3 separate regions of the Homo sapiens genome follow, and all the other regions are linked to region 2. Evidence: read pairs that join two places in POLR2A ChIA-PET (ENCODE). Cell type or tissue: OCI-LY7. All regions are shown on one strand. Links, peaks and the distances in the headings refer to the core of each region. The heading gives the core; the rest is flanking DNA. Region 1 has its middle 9.2 kb from the start of LINC01484. Region 2 has its middle 15 kb from the start of CPEB4. Region 3 overlaps LINC01942 (long intergenic non-protein coding RNA 1942).

Region 1 (5,626 bases), core at 625-4,624, 120 kb before region 2:
AATTAAAGTTCAAACTAAAATCCTGAAGAGATTGACTATGCTGATTTCCTTTGGACGTTAAAAAGCCTGCCAGAAGGATGCTAATTGACAAGGCTTCCCAGGGCTTGGAGGAGTTTCCCAGAATGCACTGTGAGTGAGGCAGACAAGGCTGCACGGGCCCAGTTCTCTTTGTTCTGCATGTGTGTTGCTGCGGCATGGCATGATGGAGACAGATAAATGCGAAAACATTTTGTACACTGGATAGTGTACAACAAGGAGGAGGAGGAGAATGTGGCTCACATGGCCTGGTTTCAGGCTCAGCTTTGCCCCCAGCTAACTGTGTGACCTGGAGGAAGTTGCTTATCTGGGCTGCAGTCTGTCCCTAAGAAATAGTTGGACACTACAAGATCTCATTTTTCCATTTGAGTCTAAAAAAGATTACCTTGGCCAATGTGGCACAAAATTCTGTTTCCTAGAAACATACTCTTAGCAGCAGCAATGATAACAAAATATAAAAGTAGCTAATATTTATGAAGCACGTAGTATGAGCTAAGCACTGAGCAAAATAATTTTTGCATGGCCCATCTCACTTATATCTCCTGATAAAGGCACAAGCTGGATACTTATATTATCCCTACACTAAGGATGAGAAAACTGAAACTCAGAGAGGCTAAAGGATTGCTGAAGTCCCTGAGCTAGAAAGTGGCAGATCTAGGATTTGGAAATTTGGAAAACCAAATTTTCCTGCGTCCATGGTCTCCCCCTTAAGCAAAGGTTCAGGTCACAGTCATAAGCCTGGATGCAGCAGTGGAGATGGTTAGGGCTGATAGGCCCTCACTTCAGGGTCACCAACAAGCCAGAGTCTGATCTCCTCTAACGGAGTGTCCCTGGCTTCGGCAGGCAGTGCGGGAGCGTAACCGGATCTGCTTAGAGAGGCCCCAGCTTGCGCCATTCACTGGGCCAGAAACCTGAGCTGCTCCTGAGAGGGCTGGAAAACAGCCTGGGGCTTGGAGATTGGCTCACACTATCCCAGCTATTCCAACGCAGACTAAATGGCTTCTGGCCCTTGTTAATGGCGCCATCTCAGATCAGTGCCAGGGGAACCACTGGTCATTTGGGGGCACTGGAGGGAGCAGGGTAGAGGCGTGGGGTGATGGTGGGTGATTAGCAGCTCCCCTCTTCCTCCTCGCCCCTTGGTCCCTCTAGTTGACCCACCACCTTCCCCCAGTTGACGCAGCACAAATTTCTGGTGGGAGGGATACTCAGGTTTGGGAGTCCGTTTCATTCCTGCATGTTCACTATTTATAAGCCCAAGTCACAGCCTGCCTGGAAATTCCAGGCCACACTCCTGCAACCCAACCTGATCAAATATTCATGGAAGCCGATGAGCTGTCATCACCATGAATCCCACGATCTGCATTTATTGCTTTGACACTACTTTATAGGAATTACTTCTCCTCCTCTGCCCTGTGCCACATTTTCACCACCCTTCCCCAGTAAATCCAGCTCTGAGTAATTTATAAATCTGTAGCTTATCAAAATTGTGCTCAGGCCTCAACTTGGGAGAAGGAAACTAAATGGAAATTAATTTATATATTGGGCATTGATTACAGTGTAGACTCTTTTAAATGTTTGTTTGCAGAAGTGCATGGTAAGGTAAAAAGAATCTTTCAATCAGAAAGACCAGGTCTTGAGTCCCAAAGCTGCCTTTTGCAATGTGATAATAATAACTTAATTGAATCTGAGTTCATCGTGTCTCAGACAAGGCACTCACATGACAAGTCTATGAGCCAAAATATGTTATTATTATCCCTCCTATTTTTCAGATGAGGAAACTGAGGCACAGAGAGGTTACATAAATTGCAAAAGGCAAATCGCAAGGTCACATAAATTGCAAAAGGTAAATTGCTAAGCCCAATTTCCACATATTGGGAAAATAAGGGATAATAATTCCTGATTTACCAGGTACTTGGGAAGGTTAGATTCTGTAAAGTGGAGGGCTTAGCACATAGAATGCCTCCCATCCCCTCCCCTTCTCTCCCCTTCCCTTCCCTTCCCTTCCCTCCTGCCTTCTTTCTTGCTTTCCAATATTGATCAAGGGCTGCCATTATGTCAGGTCTTGTGCTTGGTCCTGGAGAGATGGCGTGAACCAGGCAAATGCTGCCTTCTCCTTCACTCTCTCTTGTGAACCTGCCATCTTGCAAGGTGCAGGCGATAAACCATGACCTTCCCATTGTTCCGTGTCCTCTGGCACCAGGAGGATCAGTATTTCCCCTCCTATGGCTTCTGCCTTGTCTCTGGTTCTGGGGGTTGGGGGAATGATTGGAAGGCCAAATCCAAGAATCTTTGTCGTCTGTTGCCCCTTTCTTAGCTTTTAATGTGATCAAAACTCTGGTCTGGACTGAAGCCTAGAGAAGTAGACATGTTTGCCCCAAGGCTGTCTGAGGAGTGAGGAGCTAGGGCAGGATTTGAACTAGATATGTCTGACCCAAGCCCCATGATAAGGCCGTGTGTTCTAAACTCAGGCAACTGTTATGGGTGCAAATTCCTTCCCTACTTTGAGCTAAAATCCCCAGCCTGCCATTTGCATCTGATAGTGTTCTATATTCTCAAAATAGAAGTCACTCTGGCAAATATTTGGCATTATATTTCTGTCTTTCCTAATGCTCCTCTGCTCTTCCAACTTTTTTTTATTAGAAAGGATGTTGAGTTCCTTTTTTTTTTTCTCCTGTGGCTCTTGCTGAACCTGCTACCCTTTGTCAAAGTGTCCCTTTAAGCAGTATGCCTGAAGTCGAATGGGCCACTTCCAATGAGGGCTAAAGTGCGGGAATGAGCAGGCTTCCCATCTCCAATAGTGAGTGCTTGCTTCATCAGCTTTTCTGTTGGGCACACCCTACAAAACATGATCTTTGAGTCCTCTGGAACCACCAGTTATGGGCGTGCTTCAAAGGGGAGGGTGCCTAGGCACCAACATGCATTGAGCACCTCATGGGTTCCAAGCTTAGTTCACACACAGTGTTGCTTTGAGTTGTCTCCATATGTCTCTGAAGCAGGTCTTATTAGTCCCATTTTGCAAATGAGTCAACTGAGGTTCAGAGAAGGGCTATAATTAGGATCACAGAACTAAGCAAAATCTCCCAATCTTTTTGCCCATGTGGTCAGGTTTTGAAGCCCAATGGGCAGGACCGATAACAACCACTGTGAAAATAGTGAGTTTGGATTCAGTTTCTCAGACGTGACATTCATAATATGTTGGAGTTCCAAATGTTTCAGGACCCAGAGTTGGGGTATGATCCCCAACTTCATCATTTCTCTGAATTTCATCATCATGGCATTCATAAATGTCACAAATGGGACAGTGTTGTGTTCAGACTCCTGAAGTCTCCATCAGAGACCTGCCCCATCCCAGTCTCTATGGTCGCACTGACCAGCACTTTTCATGTCTTGACCCAAGGACAAGAAAGAATCCAGTGAAAATATCTTCACTCCCGCCCCCTGCCACCAAACTTCTTCAACTTGTCCGAGTGGGTATTACGCAAAACCATTGTGGTGGGCATTGGTGGTTTTCAACCTACGTTTATTTCTTGTTTGGGGTTAACATTTTATTTACTTTGGGGAATAGAATAGATTGGAATATTGCTTTCGATTCTTCATTCCCCTTTAAGAGAATTAGACATCCATGCCCTTCATCACATGACTTTTCAGTATCTCTCCATTGAAGGGGAGAATTTGTCTCTCCAAGGGACTGAAGTCGAGCTTGGCCATGTGACTCTTGTGAACCGGTGGCACATGAGTGTTTGCGAGCTGAGCAGAGGCTCTAAATGTGTTTGTGTGATTTGGTCTTCTGTGCCCCTATTATCCGGTGAGAAAAACATGTGTCCTGGTCTATACAGGATGAGAGGGACACGGTACAGACCCAAACCCAACATTAGTCTAGAGTCAAGCCCAGTCCCTCCCAGCAGGGACACAACTTTTTCTCAGATTCATGAGTAAGAAATAGAAAGGCTTGTTAGCATAAGCCACTGAGTTTTGTAGTTGTTTCCCAGAATTAGTGCAGTGATAACTGATTAATGACTACAGGGGTGCATCCCCTGTCCCAGGCCTTCAACACCAGGGTGGGGACCATGACCCAAGCTTGGTCAGGAAGCGTATCTGTGCCGACGACTCCTGATTTCCCATCTCACCCACTGTCCATTCTCTGCCCAACCCTCACCTGCTCCAAGCCCAGGCCCCTTCCTCCACTGCAGCCCCCACCTGACTCTGGTAATGCAGTTTCCTTTCCTGCCTCTCAAGCCAATGGGAGGCAAGAGAGTCTCCCTGTGGCTAGGTGCAGGTGCTCAACACCCTTGTGGGCTCCCTTGTCTCACATCTTAGACCTTTCATTCATTTATATTCCAAATCCCCACCGCACATACTGTCTATTTCCAAGTGAGATGGCCTGGTCCAGACCACACCCTTCATCCCAAATTCTAGATGCACCTGGGCAGTCACTTACACTTCATTTTATCCCCCAATTGAGAAAATAGGGATTATGCTGTTGCCCTTTCAATGCTGCCATGAGAGAGAAATGGGATCACGGATAAACAGTGGCTAGGCTTGTGTTATAGCCGCACGGTGGATTTGCAATACAGGTGAGTTCTCTGGGCCTATCTTGCTATTGCTAGCATCTAATGTGATGCCGGGAACACACCAAAGCATTAATAAATATTTGTAGACAGAAAAGCCCTCTGGCAGATTTTCTTCCTTTGACCTTTTGATTATTTTTCCTCTTGACATAACAGAATAAGATACCTAGTACCATGGTGACAATCTCTATAGAAATCCATAGCTTGCTCTCAGCACACCCGCAGATGCCAGTGGGAGGCTGGCATAGATTTGGACCAATAGAGAGGAGGCATGGTTAGCCTTGTCCTGGTTACAAAGAACATGTTTTTTTTTTGTTGTTGTTTTTTCCCCCTTTCAAATGGACCTTCCTGTCCCCAATGCAGCATCAACTAGCTCTCTCATAATGTGGGTTAATTTTCCATCAGCTCCTAGAAAGAGTGTATTTCCAGACTCTCTGGGGACAGACAGAGGAGTTTCAAACAGGATAAAGCAAGCTTCAGTGGAGAGTATTTGGAGTCTGCCGTGGCGTCAGGCTGCTCCAACCGCATTTCTGCCAGAGGGTGGGAACGTGTTTGCTTGGAACAGGTAATTCTTTCGGATACTCTAATCCGAGGTTTGAAATAGACTTGTGTTGCTACCAGAAACCCCTGTTGTGTGGCCTTTTCTTTGTTAGGCTTGTCCTGGTAAAGGCTGGGGATGCATTGGCTTGGGAGTGGAGGTCCTTTACTGAAGCCAGTGTGTCTGCCTCTTTAAGAGGGACCTCGAGGAGGGACAGTCCGAGAATCACAGAGATGAAAGCCAGATGGCCACTAAATAGGATGGCAGCGAGTGAGGAGAGGACGGCCAGCTGGGCTGTCTGCTTTATCACCTTGCAGTGGAGAAGACTTCTGCCTGTGGCTGCAGGTGGAAGATCTGGGGGTAGGGATGGCACCCTGAGCCAGGGCCCTCTGAATGGTCCAACTGGCCCCACCTTCTGCCCAAACCGGAACACAGAGTTCTAGACCCAGGAGACAGAGAAAGTCTGGGCCATGGAGTCAGAGAG
Region 2 (5,327 bases), core at 1-4,000:
CTGTCTCAAAAAAAAAAAAAAAAAAAAAAAGACAAGACAAGACACTAATAGAGCAAAGGAAATATACATAGAGTGGGGAGGGGGCAGGTGGGATCAGAGGGGATTTTCACGATATGTTACCACTGGTACTGACTGACCAGATAGAATGATTCCATGACCCATTGGAATGGACTCCAGCCTTTACATGGGATTTGGTGACTATCAGCTCATGGTAGAATAAGAGAAAGCTTCATGGAGGAGGTGAAGACTGAGCTGAGGTGTAAAGGGCATGTTTGTGAGGCAGGCATATTTGAGATGTGGCAGTTTCGGGCCAAGGGAACAGTAAAGGCAGAGAGGCAGGAGAGAAAGTCCATTAGGGGAACTATCAGGACCTCTCCATCGCTGATCCCTCGGAGGCCCAGAGTGGTCAGTAGGTATCTGTTGAATTAATAAAAGAATAATGAGTCAATGAATGAAGTGGAAAATGTGTGGTAGGGGGGCATAGAGGGTGAGGCTGAAGAGCAGCAGGGAGGCAATAAGATAGCTACCATTTATTGCAGTCTGAGATGTGCCAGAACTTTACGCAGATTATATTATTCTATCCTTCCCATCAGGGCTAGCTAAATTGTCTATATTGTATGAGTGAGGAACCTAGAGCAGTCCCAGGCACAGAGAGCGTGTTAGACAGGTATTAGTATTACCCCAGAGTTACAGATATGCATGTTGAAACTCAGAGAAATAAGGTAACAGTTTGTACAGCCAGGCCTTTCTGACCCCAAATCTCATTCTCTTATCTCAAATCCTAGAGGAGAGTACGGCCATTTAACTTACGTGAATTTTGCTATACACATTTGCGGGGGTGGTGGGAAAGGAAATTTTAAGAACATGGGCCATTCTTCTCATCATGATCTATGCCATGGAGTAAACGTGGGGCAGAGCCTGAATCTAAAAAGGTTGCCTTCACTCCTCTCAGTTCCTTTGGGCCTCTCATGGCCAATATGTCTAGGTGTCCACATGATTTCCATACAACAAAGTTCCTAAATGCAAGCCCCCTACTTTACTTGGGCTCAATCAAAGAAACAGTGATGTATCTGGTCCAACCATGGACATTAAACAATCACTCTTCCTGTATCATGCACATTGATAGACAAGTTAGGAAATTGTTGAAGATGATTTTTACAATATCAATGCAGTCCGTGTTGTCTTTGGAATGTACTGGCCCCAGGAAGGTGCAATTATGCCCAGGGCAGCCTCCAGGTTAGGAATGGCCAGCTGGTCTGTGGGTTAAAGACCCTTGCCTTGGCAGCCATCTTTGTGCCCCTTTGTGCTTGGAATGCCAAGTATCTTCTGATTTTCAGTGGCCAAAGCAACCAGATATTATCTGAAAGCCAATAGTGGTTTTCTCAGCTATGGGAACATGATGAAGACCAAAAAGACCACACTCTGGTGTTGTGGATGCCATCCCTTGGCTTTCCACCACCCTGGTCTTTCTGTGGTTAATTTTTGGCTCCCAGAAATGAAGGCTCCATAACAGAGCTGGAAAGCTCTCTCCAGGGCACGAAGGAGCTACCGAGCTGAGACCTCTCTTTTGACATCTGAACATCAGAACCTAATCAAGGATGAGGACCATTACTTGGACCCGTTTTTCTAAGGTGACTCAGCCTGACAAGGCCCTAAATAACATCCAAATATTATCCCACACTGGGAGAAAGAAAGAAAAATAAAATCAGGCTACTTCATCATTTGTCTCTCATGAATGCATCTTATGAATATTTTCCTTTAAAAGACTAATCTGCTGAGAACTTGGAAGAACGTATTTGTGTGCATTCATTAAGTCTCCAACTTAGAGGCACATTCTGGGACTAATTATTTTTTAACTAACTAATCAGCATGTTTCATTCATAAATTGGGATTTATCAGTATAGCACATGAAAGGAGAGAACATATTATTATTTTAATTTGGTTAATATGCAAAAACGTGCTGTGTTTGTAATGACCTGCTTTCACTGAATAGACACAGCCTGGAAATAGTAGCAGCTTCCTCTAATGAGGGTTCTGGCTCCTGGCCCCAGCTGCTCGGCACTAGAAACTCAGTTTGCTCTCTGACCCATCAGCGTTTGTGCTTCTCCGGTGAGGAGGCAGGAGTGATTTCCTCACAAGGAGAAAAACCAAAGGCCTTGTGTTTGCTCTGCTGATGGAACCAGTTACACCCGCTTTGTTAGTGGGAAGAAAAAGCATGGGGGTAGGGGCGGAGAGTGGTGGTTGGAAGGGGTTATCACACACACACACACAGACACACACACACACACACACACACACACACACACACACACACACACGCTCCCAGAGGCCCAACTCCATTAATAAGAGATTCCACCATAATCTAGTGATTCTTGTATCTTACTCTATTGCGCCCATCATCCATGTGCAGCTTGTCTACCATGCAAATAAGTCCTCTGTTCTGAAGTCCCTTGATAAAGGGATTTATTTACCAGCCTAAACTGGTTATCCCATTTGCCCCTGCAAATGTGTGGTTCCTCCTTGCCTCTGAGCTGTCACACACGCTGGTTTAGAGCCACTGAGCCAGGGCCTCAGGTTCATGCAGCCTGTCAGGAGCCTGGGTTGTCTCCCAGACCCCTGCAAACATTCGGCCCAGCTTTGAACCTGAATCCTCTTGCCCCTCTGATTCGGCTCAGCTTTGAACCTTACTCGTCTTGCCCCTCTGATTCGGCCCAGCTTTGAACCTGAATCATCTTGCCCCTCTGGCCAACAGCACTGCTCTGGACTCACCTAGAAGGGCAACGTGGGGCAGGCGTCGCCACTGGCCTTTCTGTGACACGCTGGAGTAGGGTCCAGCTGTATTTTTTCTGTCCAGCCCTGGTGCCAGCCTGCTGAGGTCTCCACCCAGACACATCCTGATGTGGCACATTCTAGAGCCAGGCGCTGCTTTTGTGTTTTAAAGGAGGACGTTTCCTCTTCTGTTTTTTTTTTTTTTTTTCACTGTAGAAGCTCTTTTTACATTCTGAAAGAAATACACATGCTCATTGTAGAAGATTTAGAAAAAGCAGAAAACTATCCATTAAAATTCAATCTATAATCCCACTAGCATGAGACTACCCGCATGCACACTGACATTTGGGGTGTTTGCTTCTGGCCCCTTGTGCCTGTGGCAGAACAGGTCTTCTCCAAGAGGGAGAGTGACCTGGGCTTCCTCTATTTGTGAAGCTCTGAGTGTGAAGCAATACTAAAACAGAATGAAAACCATTGTGCCGTATTTTAAATGTGTATATTCTTGATATATTGTGCACAGATATACTCTTGCCATTTATCATGTGACTCTTACAACAGTGTATCTGTGACTGTGTGTGACAGTGTTTAGAGTATTCCTGTGATTATTGTATAACTGCATTTACAGGTCACGTCCAAAGTCTCAATTAGTGAACATAAGACCTGGTCAAATGGCTCTCCTGGATCCCTTCCCATAACCCCATGGGCATTTGTACTTACATCATATCGGAGATCATACTGCATTCATATTTTTATATTTTGACTTAATACTATTTTGTTAACCTTTTCACAAGTTAATAAAAATTCTTCCACAGCAAGCTTTTAGTGGGTAACCAGCATTCTACTATGTAATCTTACTACCTAAGCTTTCACCCATTATTGAACATTTCAAATGGCCAATTTTTTCCCCATTATAAATAATACTGCATTGAACATCTTTCTGTGAAAATCTTTGCAACTCTCTGGGGTTATTTCCTTTGGATGGAGTCCTAAAAGGAAAACTAATGGGCCACAGGGTAGGAACATCTGAGAGTATCTTGTTTCATGTTGCTTGATTTGTTTCCAAATAGGTGGTATTGATTTATCCTGAAAGTTAGAACATTTTCACTATCTTATTTAGTCTTTAATTGCACAAGTAATTCACAGGAATACACTCTCCTTGTACAAAATTTAAGAAAGTAAGGCCTAAGTCTCTTTTAACCACCCCCTCCAATCCCTGAGGTAGCCACAGTTTTCAGCTTAACAAATGTCCTCTAACAATGCATTTATTTAGTTATCTGTGTTCTTACATAAAATTGCATTACCTATAAAGTATTAAAAACTTGCATACTTCTATAACCGTAGAAAATGTAGTATTTTTGTGTGTGAATTTTTTACATAAATGGTGTCATAATGTATAGGTATTATGTGACTTGTTTATTGCCTTCAGCTGTCTGTCTTGGAGCTCTTCCTTTGTGCATATAAATCTACCTCATGCTGTCTAACTTTCCATATGTTTCCATGGGCTACATATAGGCTACATATTTGGATCCTCCCAATTTTTTCATGTTTACAAATAGTGATGCAATATAAACACTTTTACACAAGCGATTTGAACAAGATTTTTCTCTACTTGAAATCAAATGGTATAATTACTGGGTCATGGGATATGCACACTTTTAATTTTAATAGATGCCAAATTAGGCTGGGCATGGTGGCTCACACTTGTAATCCCAGCACTTTGGGAGGCTGAGGCGGGCAGATCACTTCAGGTCAGGAGTTCGAGACCAGCCTGGCCAACATGGTAAAACCCCGTCTCTTCTAAAAATACAAAAATTAGCCAGGTATGGTGGTGTGTGCCTGTAATCCCAGCTGCTCAGGAGGCTGAGGCAGGAGGATTGCTTGAACCCAGGAGGGGGAGATTGCAGTGAGCCGAGATCACGCCACTGCACTCCAGCCTGGGCAACATAGCGAAATTCCATCTCAAAAAAAAAAAAAAAAAAAAAAAAGAATCCAAGTTGTAGAGGACATTTTAAATTACTTTTATTAGGAATATTCTAGAATGTTGTGGATTTGGGCTTAATTATCAAGGATGTAATTCTAAAGTGTTCTATTATGTAGGATGTCACCCAAAGGTCTTTTCATGTCTTCATTCATTCCCTCCATCTCCATCTGCTCTGGGCCCAGGGTGGCCCACTCACCTGCAGTACACAGTCAATGAATGCAGGTTAGGCACTTTCCCCTTCACCCAGCCCCACCCTTTCAGAGCCCCAACCTGACACCTGGTTCCCTTCAGCACCTGCCAAGACCCTGCTCATCTTTCCAGATAGAGCTCACATGTCCCCTCTTCTTGGAAGCCCTCCCTAGAGTGCAGGCTGTGTAAAGCAACCTCTCTTCAGTGTCCCCATGGCACCCTTATTTATTGGCTTGTCATGCTTACTGCAATTTGGAATTTAGTCATCTCTACCCCGTTAAAATGGACAGTCTTGGGCTTTCAATGGTGCAGCATTTGGGTGTCAACTGATAAATATGGACCACTGACTGAATGACAAATGTGCTCGAATGGCAGTCTGTCGGTTTCC
Region 3 (4,000 bases), core at 1-4,000, 160 kb before region 2:
GAGTGGCCGGAGCCCAGGGCTGGGTGAGTGTGGGGTGGGTCTGAAGGGGAGGACGTGCATCTAGAGGCCAGGCCAGCCCCTGCAGGATTTTCTGATGTCAAATCGCCTGTCCTGTGCCCGAGCCCTATCGCCTTAGCAGAATGAGGACACGTGCCTCCCCTGGGCCTCCCCACCGTGGCCTGAGTGAGTGTCTCTCCGGCTGCAGTGTTTGCAGTCAGCAGGTCAAGAGGGGACCCTCCTGCCCTGCTCCCATGGGGCTGCTGCTCCTTCTAGCAGTCCCAGCTTAACACCCACACTTCTTATACTGGTCCCAGGGCCCTCTATGGGTTAGGGTGTAGAAGGAGGTTGTGTTGGTTAAAAACACCAGGTGGAAATCTCTTTTCTCTGAATGCTGATGGAGTGCTGTTAGGGAGACAGTTCTTTTCAGTCTAGTTGGATCCTGGGTGAAGACTCAGGCCTCGCTCAAGAAGGGAGACCACCCATATGTGCTGTCACGTGTTTCCAGGGAGGAGGCTGGAAGTCCAAGATCAAGGTCCTAGTAGGTTTGGCCTCTGGTGAGGGCTCTCTTCATGGCCAGGAGCTTCTCCCACTCCTGGGCACAGATGGGCCCTGTTAGACTGTTGCCTTGCTCCCAATCAATCATGCCCCCTCCCACTGCCTCTGGGGTTGTGTCTGTGATGTCCTCTTCCTGGGGACAAATGCAGCTTCAGCTGCTATAGGCTGGGACTGTGGCCCTCCCTGCACCAGTCCCAGGGCCCAGCTTCCCCAGGCCACTAGCGTTGCTCCAGGAACAGTGTCCAAGTCAGTCCCGACTGCTAATAGAATCCCACGGACTGAGTGGCTTCAGGAACAGGAATTTATTTCTCACAGTTCTGGAAGTCCAAGATCAGGGTGCTGGCAGATTTGGCTCCTGGTAAGGGCTCTCTTCAGGCTTGCAGACAGCTGCCTTCTTGCTGTAACCTCACATGGTGGAGAGAAAACTCTGGTGTCTCTTCCTTTTCTTATAACGGCACTAATTCCATCATGGATCCCCCCACCCTCATGACCTCATTGAAACCTAATGACCTTTCAGAGGCCCCACTTCCTAATACTGTCACACTGGGGGTAGGGCTTCCACATACCAATTTGGAGACACACAAACATTTAGTCCATAAAAAATGGGCAGGTGGCCCAGACTAAGCTAATCACATCCTTTCCTGGGCCTGTCAGGAACCTTCTCTGGCTTTTGGTTTGTTTGTATTTTAAAATAGAAATAGGCAGATCTGTGAGAAGGTGAGGTGAGAGTTGCAGGCAGCCACCTACCTGCCCAGGGGAGGAGGCCCTTTTGCAATAGGAAAGAATGAAAACAGCACAAAGAGAGACGTGGAGGAGGAAGACGGAGAAGGAGGGGCGCTTTCGCCTCCCTGGACCCAGTGGGCCCTGAGATCTGCTTCTAACCTGTCTTTTCTCTATTGATTTTTGTCAGCTAATAAGTCTTTCTTTCTACATATATTCATTGAAGTTCCATTTGTTTTCCTTGCCAGTAAAAGAATGCTGACAACCTCAGGATTGGGCAAGGAGCTAGTCCTTTTCCCCTCTTGAGAGATGGGGTAGCAGAGTAGTAGGAGCAGAGCGGCCAGGCTGTCTGGATTTGAAGTTGTACGTGTTGGTCTGGGCAAAATTTTCAACTTCCTGCGCCTCAGTTTCTTATCTGTAAAGTGGGGTTAATAATAGTGCCCACCTCGTGCAGTCAGGGATGAGGATTAAGTGAGTTATATGTGTAAGGTGCTTTGCACACTGCCTGGTGTGCAGTCAGCTCAGCATCTGTGAGCTGATTTCCATCTCCCTTGGGTCTTGTGGCCTGTGAACACAGCCTTACTTGGCGCAAGTGCTGAAGGAAATGGAACGCACCCTGAGTGAGACAGCAGTACTCTCTTGTGACCCAGTTAGTAGCCAGCTGGCAGATTTCTGGTATTGCTCACTGCTGAGGGGCCGCTGGGTGCCTGATGAGTCCTGGGAAATGCCTGGGGCAGGGTGGCTGGCCTGGGCCTGTCTGCCCTGGGTTGCCCCTCCCAGAGCTCTCAGCATGGCAGCACTAAGGCCAGCTGGACCCTACTTGGGAGGATAGAGAAGTGGAAAGAACCCTGGGCCTGCAACCCAGCAGTTGTACACCGTGGTTTCCTAGAGGAACTCATGCACATGTGTCCTGGAGACCTGCAAGAGGACAGCACCATGGAGATGACCAGCAACTAATACCACCCAAAGGTCCACCAACAGGAGAATGGATACCCCAGCAGGGGTGCATGCATGCAACGGAACACACCACGTACTGGTGAGAGTGAATCAATGTCGGTCACACGCATCAACGCCGATGAGGCTGAGACTCGTAATATCAAATTTAGAATTGCAAGTAGCAGAAGGATCAAAGTTATATTTGTAATAAAGCTTAAACACAAGCAAATCGAGCACTGTATTGTTTAGGCACACATTCACATTTGGTAAAGACATAAAGCAAAGCAAGGGAACGAGACAAAAATGAAATCCCAGAGTAATCAGGTGGTCAGGTCTTGGGGGGTGGCGTGGAGTTGGGGAAGGGCATCAGAGTGGATCTCACCTCAGCTCCGACTGCTTTGGGAAGTTCTAGTTCTGACATGGAGTGGTGGGTTCACAGCTGTTTGATTGCTTGTTATGCTTTATAACAATATAAACTGCATATGTTCAGTTGAAATATTTCATAATAAAGGTTTTTTAAAAAAGAACATTGGGCTCATCTTTCCCATCAGATACAGGCATTTTTGTTTTGAATTTCTATTTCCTTTTTTTAATGAGCAAGGATCGTTTGCCTCTGAAAATATAAATTAAAAAAAAAAATAAGGCTGGGCACAGTGGCTCACGCCTGTCATCCTAGTACTTTGGGAGGCCGAGGTGGGTGGATCACTTGAAGTCAGGAGTTCGAGACCAGCCTGGGCAACATGGTGAAACCCCATCTCTACCAAAAATATAAAAAATTAGCCAGGCGTGGAGGCGTGCGTCTGTAATCCCAGCTACTTGGGAGGCTGAGGCAGGAGAATCGCTTGAACCCGGGGGGCAGAGGTTGCACGAGCCGACATTGTGTCACTGCACTCCAGCCTGGGTGACAGAGCGAGACTCCATCTCAAAAATAAATAAATTATTTAAATATTTTTTTAGAAAAAGCACTGGATTTGCAGTTGGGAGCACAAGACTTGGGGTTGCCCCTTCCCACAACCACTGTCATTGCTGGGACCTCTGCAGCCATCTCCTCCCGGCCTCCATCCTCACCCACTCCATTTCAGTCTCTGTTTGGCCCCCAGCTGAGTTATCTTTGTAACCATAAATGGCATTCGCTCATTTTACTGCTTCCTGAAGTCCAAGCCTGTTCTTTTCAACCATGTTTCTCCCTGTTCCTCTTCACCATTTGTATGTAGCCAGATGTAGAGTTCATGGAACCAAAAACCTGCCTTCTGCTTCTGTGTCTTTGCTCAAGCTGTACCTGGGAAAATAAGTCATCAGGTCTGAGCACCAGCGTCTGGGTCTCAGTGCTCAGCATGCAAAAGAGACTGGGTTTAGGCTCTGTCACTCACCATGAATTCTACACGGAATGACTTTTCTGTCCCTAAGTGATCCTTCCAGGCTCATTTCAGGCAACACCTCTTCCAGGAAGCCTTCCCTGATATCCAGCCTTTATTCTCACAGCTCCTCTGGTAATCCCTATCAAAGTACCCTGAGATTTCCACAGTACTTTGGAATTTTCTGTGTATGTGCCTCCTCCACTAGACTACCTACTCCCCAAAGGCAAAAACTGGGTCTTATTTTGTTTGTCTCAATAGCAACTGTACCAGCCGTGGCATGGTGGCACTCAAATGGTAACGCCCTGAGGGAAAGGTTTTGCCTGTTTTGCTCATCTATGTATTCTAAGTGCCTAGAACACTGCCTGGCATATGGTAGCTGTGCTGCAAATGGTTATCGAGTGAATGAATAAATGTTAACCTGTACTGAGTAC

Evidence for each region. Peaks named below come from ENCODE experiments on the same cell type or tissue, not always from the same donor. Only the 100,000 strongest peaks of a DNase experiment are listed, where the experiment ranks them.
Region 1: POLR2A ChIA-PET joins it to region 2 with 5 read pairs; 15 of 35 experiments call an interaction of 5 or more read pairs at or near these places.
Region 3: POLR2A ChIA-PET joins it to region 2 with 5 read pairs; 4 of 35 experiments call an interaction of 5 or more read pairs at or near these places.

What each region holds. Positions count from the first base shown.
Region 1 is chr5:173,752,628-173,758,253 of GRCh38, forward strand. No RefSeq gene overlaps it. Among named protein-coding and RNA genes, the nearest start is that of LINC01484, 9.2 kb to the left of the region's middle. In OCI-LY7, for the core only: no CTCF peak of the experiment used is centred there; no DNase peak of the experiment used is centred there.
Region 2 is chr5:173,870,318-173,875,644 of GRCh38, forward strand. No RefSeq gene overlaps it. Among named protein-coding and RNA genes, the nearest start is that of CPEB4, 15 kb to the right of the region's middle. RefSeq lists a silencer at 4,599-4,757. In OCI-LY7, for the core only: no CTCF peak of the experiment used is centred there; a DNase peak (open chromatin) is centred at 2,054; H3K4me3 peaks cover 516 bases; H3K27ac peaks cover 358 bases.
Region 3 is chr5:173,705,683-173,709,682 of GRCh38, forward strand. It overlaps LINC01942 (long intergenic non-protein coding RNA 1942), which reads left to right. Exons shown (of 3, transcript NR_146727.1): 3 at 1-167. It overlaps LINC01484 (long intergenic non-protein coding RNA 1484), which reads right to left. Exons shown (of 3, transcript NR_108027.1): 3 at 1,917-2,193. LOC107984118 (a long non-coding RNA gene) reads right to left here. Exons shown (of 2, transcript XR_007059059.1): 2 at 2,391-4,000. Among named protein-coding and RNA genes, the nearest start is that of LINC01942, 18 kb to the left of the region's middle. RefSeq lists an enhancer at 1,543-2,043. In OCI-LY7, for the core only: no CTCF peak of the experiment used is centred there; a DNase peak (open chromatin) is centred at 1,849; H3K4me3 peaks cover 1,539 bases; H3K27ac peaks cover 2,490 bases.